Linked DNA regions of Homo sapiens: region 2 is linked to region 1. Evidence: chromatin contacts called from ENCODE Hi-C data. All regions are on one chromosome and are shown on one strand. The core of a region is the stretch at or near the end of the contact, and the rest is flanking DNA. Distances in the headings are between cores, read along the strand shown. Region 1 holds the start of LINC01282 (long intergenic non-protein coding RNA 1282). Region 2 has its middle 5.5 kb from the start of LINC01283.

The links. Hi-C counts contacts between places; a loop is a spot of excess contacts on that map.
Region 2: a map of posterior cingulate gyrus shows a loop between it and region 1 (3-fold over the local background). The contact joins the enhancer-like site here to the promoter of LINC01282 in region 1. A Hi-C loop is called at or near these places in 1 of 168 maps with a recorded cell type or tissue (posterior cingulate gyrus).

Annotation. Positions count from the first base shown.
Region 1 is chrX:39,390,293-39,393,243 of GRCh38, forward strand. It overlaps LINC01282 (long intergenic non-protein coding RNA 1282), which reads right to left and starts at 1,482. Exons shown (of 6, transcript NR_110385.1): 1 at 1,322-1,482.
Region 2 is chrX:39,438,840-39,441,790 of GRCh38, forward strand. No RefSeq gene overlaps it. Among named protein-coding and RNA genes, the nearest start is that of LINC01283, 5.5 kb to the left of the region's middle. RefSeq lists enhancers at 1,434-1,713, 1,804-1,853. Within about 2 kb of position 1,477, at least 4 of the 41 ENCODE cell types and tissues checked have a DNase peak (open chromatin) inside an H3K27ac peak, as active enhancers do.

The DNA.
Region 1 (2,951 bases), core at 232-2,731:
TCCTCCCTTGAAAGAAATTTGCAATAATTTTATCATTCCTCGCAACAAGTCCATCCTCACAGTGAGCTGTCCTTTGACATTTATAAGGATGTGGATTTATCCATAAGCAATCCTATTTACATAGTCTCACTCATGTTCTTTGTCATTATAATTGCTAATAACACTATGTTTTAGAATTGGCAGAATGCTTCAATATCAGTGTAGCAGATGCTTATTGGTGTGGCTGCCCAGTCCTTATTCTTTAAAAATTGTCCATGTCATGCACAGGGTTTGCTTCCATCATACATAATACTCATGTTTTTGCCATATGACTCTACTTTCCTGACTGTAGATGTCTTGCCTGGGGGCAAATACATGATAAAAACTGAATGAGATTCTCTCTCTTCAAAATATGAATAGAGACATCCAGAAGCTGTAAGTTAGTTGTTGAGTTGCATTAATAACAGCATTTTGGTGGGAAGTTTTATTGTAGATGAGACAGTGAGCTCTGATGTCCAGGCCATTGTTGGGAAACCAAGTTGTGGTCCTGAATGACTACCCAAAGTGTTGGTGTAGTCTCCTTTCCCATGATCCATACTAATAATAGAGATGACCACAGGTTGGCACATGACCTGTCTGAGTTTGGGTTCCCCCAAAAGCAGATCCTGAGAAAGGAATTTGAATGCAAATAGTTTATTTAGGAAAGACCAATAAGGAAATGAGGAAGCATATTAATCAAGGTTCTTCAGATAAACAGAATAGGATGTTTGTATGCAGAGATAGAGATATAGAGAGAGACAGAGATAGAGATAGAGACAGGTTTATTTTAAGGAATTAGCTTACATGATCCTGGGTCCTGGCAAGTATAAAATCTTCTGGGCAGGCTGACAGGCTGGAGACCCAGGGAAGTGCTGATGTTGCTGTCTGGACTTGCCATAATCCAAGTTGGAAGGCAGTCTGGACGCAGATTCCTTCTTCCTCTGGGAACCTCAGGATTTTTAAGACCATCAGCTGGTTGTATGAGGCCCATCCACATAACAGGTTTCCCATTATGAAGAGTAATCTGCTATACTCAAAGTCTACTGATTTAAATATTTATCTCATTCAAAAAAAAAAATACCTTCACAAAACCATCTAGAGTAGTGTTTGTCCAAAAACTGGGTACTACAGAATAGCCAAATTGATATATAAAATTAAACATCACAGGAAGTGAGGCAAGGAAGGAAAGGCCACCAATAAAGGGTACATTATCAAGCAGGTTATCACTACAGGCAAGTGGAACATAATCACACTAGGGAACTCTGGAAGACAATGTAGAAAATACATCTTAGAGCCATTCTACCTGAAGAGTAAGAGAGCTGGGATATTTATCCACCCAATCCTGAAGGTCATTGGTTGAGGGTTGCTCTGGGGAATGGGTATCAGTCCTGCAAGCCTCCAGTCCTGCTGCAGGCGTAGTGGGCCACAGCAGCCAGAAAAAGCCCACAGGCTGCAAGACACAGCTTCCTGCAGTCAGAAATCAGGCTGGCATGCACAGGACTGGTAAATGCTAAGGGGAATGTGGGTGGGGTACTCACAGCATCAGCTACTTTGTCATAATCCAGAGAAAGATGATCTTTGTGACGTTAGATAATAATTAAAGAGACAAGGACCCCTCTGCATCATTCAACTGAAGATGTGTTACTCTGTACTCACTCTCTTAGTTCTTAAGATCTCACAGACCTGTTGGCAAGTATACTCCAGGACAGCAGGAGGAGACAGCATGAGAGAAGAGAAGCAGCTGAGGTCTTTGGTTCTCACAGGTATCTCCTTTCCTCACACTCAATGACTTTTTCCAACCTCATTCAACATGTAAATTGAGAGACAGAATAGAATTGTGCCCAACACTGCCTACCCACTACCCACTATCGATTTGCTCCTTACACTAATAGAACCCCCATTATGTCTGGTGTGATGATGTACTTAGTTAAACTACTTCTTCCCAAACTCTCTTGCATTTATGCACAAGCACGTGACCCAGTTTTGCTCAAAGAGACGTAGGTAAAAGTTGCTGAGTAGTACTCCCAGGAAAGGTTTTTGGTTTTGTTTTGCTAAAGGGAAAGACCTGGCAGAAGTGAACCCTTTGATTCTTTTCTTTAACTCTTATCCTATTATTTTGCCTGGGACACGGTCACAATGTTGAGAGGTGGAGCAGCCACTATCTGGCCATCTGAGGTTGGCAGAACCAGAAGTGAAAAACAGTCTATATTCCTGAATTTCCTGAGCAAATGCATCAGGACTAGGCTGCCTATCTCAAAACTTCTTATTTATGGAAGAAAAATAAAGCCTTTTGTGCTTAAGCCCCTGGAGTCTGGTTTTGTTCTATGCAGCCAAATGTAATCCAGGCTGATGGAAAGTAATTGGAAGAATGAACAGCTTATTAATTGCAATTATTATTTATATTATTTCTCTATACCCCCTGCCAGAATATAAGCTTCATGAAGGTAATCATTGTGTTTGTTTACTACTATTCACTAATATTGGGCACTGTAGACATTCAATAAATTCTTGCTGAATTAATGAATAAATGAACAAAGAATGGCACTCATCTTTGACTGCTTAATTTACATTGTTTAGTTCCCCAGTGAGAGCATTCATCAGGTGCTGAGACCCAGGCTTCTTTGGCATCCTTCAAAGCACACATCACAATGGCAAAACATACCTGAATGAAAGAATGACTGATGGTCACAGGCTTCAATCCCAGCTCAGTCAGTTATCAGCTGTGTCACCTTGGGCGAGTCACTTACTCTTTCTGAGCCTATTTCCTCTTCTTTAAAGTGAGAAGAACACTTACTTCACAGAGTTGTTGTGGGTATAGGAACAATATATATGTCTCAGATTGGGTACTCTAAAAAGCAGAGGACTTGGTTATGGGTAGTTTACTTGGGGGGTAAGCTCAAGGAGCTAAGAGAGAGAAACGGGGGACAGAAGAG
Region 2 (2,951 bases), core at 227-2,726, 49 kb after region 1:
TCAAGTCAAGGGAGGCCCTGAGCCACAAGAAAATGATTCAGGGCATAACAGACTGAGCCTGGGTGCTTTATATCTGAACAAAAGCATTCCACGTACATGCAAAAGTGACTTCCGAAAAAGAACAGGTTTTTCTAACTGGCCCTTCTAGCCTATAAATTTTGTTTCAACTTTGGCCTCTGGGGCAACCCAAAGTCAAACACCCTTTCTTGTATAAGGCTACCCATGCCACTATCTGCTGCCCAGGGCATGCTTCAGACCTTTATCTTGAAGCCACATTGCCCTGTAAGAGCCCATCTTAGAAAGGCAGTGGGGGGCATTCAATATTAAGCAGAATATTGATGATTCTTGGCTGCCAACTGTCTGAAAGTGTGTTTTCTGTCAGCTCCAGCCAGTGTGTCATTCTGAAAAAGCAAAGAACGCCGAGGGCAGTGACTTCATGACCTTAGGCCATGGATGCTGGAAGAAATGCAGAGGTGGGCAGATAAATTTATCATCCTTAATGGGCTACCTAATTCCTTGGGGAAAAAATGAAGGAGCCACCAGTGACATGCCCCAGGCAGCAGATGGCAGCGTGGGCAGCCTTTTACAAGGGAGGGTGTCTGAGTTTGGGTTGCCCCAGAAGCCGACCCCAAAACAAAGAAATGAATGCAAATAGTTTATTTGAGAAATGCAAGAAACACTGGTAGCGGAGTAGGAAAATGAGACAGGTAACGAAAGGGAGCCAGTCAAAGGTGCATTATCAAGTTGGCTGGCACGGTGGGCAACTGGAGTTTAATCCCACTGGGGAAACTAGGAACTAGAGAGACCAGTGCTTCTCAAGCTGTCTGGGGAAAGTACCAGGTTGTCTGCTGTTGTTATCAATCCATTATAAGTGGATACTTTTGTAAAAATACAATTAAAATGTCACAGCAATGTCAAATTGCTATAAACGTTCGTAAACGCCAACTTTCCATTTGTGTATGTACCTTGAAATGTACAAGCAATAAACATTTCACAGCTTGTCAAGGGCCTGGAGACCACACTTCAAGTAGCACTGGTGGAGAACGCACAACCTTATCCAAGTTATCTCATTCATGGAGCTGGGCTGTTTATACACTAGCTTGCAATAGTCATGTAATTCTTTCATGTGCACGGGCAGTGTGGTGGTCCACAGTTTCTAGAAAGCCATCAGGCAAAGAGACACACACACTGGCAGTTAGGAGTCAGCCTGAACAGGCTGAGGGAACAGGGCGGGGCACCGACAGCATATAGAGGCGCCCACCCTGTCGGTGTCCTTATCTTGCCCCTGTTAGCAACACTCTAGGACTTAAGATGAGGGCAAGGCAGAGGCCAGATGAGTGTATCCTGAAAGCTGGGAGATCTGGAGCCCAAATTCAGGACTTCCCTATGGCTAGTTGTAAAAGGAGGGGGAATATTGGGTGGATTCTACTTTAGCTGCCTGGCCTAGCATCAGAATTCAGCTCTTATAAAAACAGCTAAGCCACTGTTAAAAGAAAACCAAAACCAAAACCATCCCAGCACCCGGTCAGCATTGATAACAAACACAGAGGGGCTTTTTTGCCTGACCGCAGTGCAGGTTGTTGTTTGGTTTGCTCCTGCCTGGAGCTTGTGCTTCACAGGCTTCTTTTGCAGGCTTGTTTTCCAGGGGACCTGGCAGCTATTTCTGACTGTGCGATAAACTCATGGCCTGCAAGATGGAGGCAGGAGGTGACTGCAGTCTCGGTGAAGGGGATTAAGGGATTGAAAAGTTTATCTGGGCTGCCCAGCAGCCCTCGGGAAGACAGACCAGCCTGGTCTCTCTACAGTCACCATCACTAGGGCTGACTGCCATTTTCAGGGCTCAAGAGAAGATGGGGATAAGAGTAATATTAAAATAATGACGATATCTGGAATGGACACCTTCAGACTCCACCTGGGCAGTGACTTTGGGCTGGGTCCTTTACATGCACTATTTCATGGTCCCAGGAACAGTTCTGAGGAGTGTGTTACAGTGACTAGAAGTGACATCACCCATGTCACACTGCTTGGGTCTGGATGCCAGATCTCCCATCTCAGAGCTGAGTGATTTAATGTGCTTCAGTTTCCTCATCTGAGGTTCTACCTCTCTCCTTGAGTTGTTGCTGTATTAAATGTGCTAATCTCTGTGACATGCTTAGAGTAAGGTGAGGCATGGAGTTAGTATCCAGCACTCATGCAGTCCTCAGTCCCAGGCCCTGTGGGGAAGTGACCAGTAGCAGGTTGGCTGGGCCCCCTGCTGCTGAAACACAATTTTACTGCTGTCATGCTGATGGTAGCCAAAGAAAGGAATGTGATTAAGACTTTCCATTTTCTGCTGTTGGCACTCTGTACTGCTACTCCTTCTAAGGCTACCTGGGAAATGTATGACTACAGCCTTGAAGGCCACTAGGGTTTTCACCTCAGGGAACAGACCCCTGGGTTGTGGTCATTTCCTTAACCTCCTTGAGTGATGTTTCTCCCCGACTGTCCTCACATGCAGTTAGCTGTATAGGGTGCCCAAGAGGATGATGGGGTGCAAACCACTCCCAGATTAGGTATGATAAAGGTTAAAAGGCTCACAAATCTGCCTTATCCAGTCCAGAATGACACAAAATCCAGGACTTTGTAATCATTTCCAGTTTCCTAATTAGTTCACCCTTCTTTCCAGCCATGATTCAGGTTGCCAGAGAAAATACAAGATGCCCAGGTAAATTTGGATTTCCAATAAACAATGATTTTTTAGTATAAATATGCCCAAACAACAATTTTTAGTGTAAGTATGCCCCCAATATTGCACAGAACTTACACTAAAAATGTATCTGTTGTTTATCTAAAATTCACATGTAAATGGGAGTCCTGTATTTATTTGTACATCTGGCAGCCCTTGTCCAAGGTCGCAGAAGCATCTCTCAGTATCATCAGAAAAACCTGGTGTCCCCTTCTGCATCAGGTTA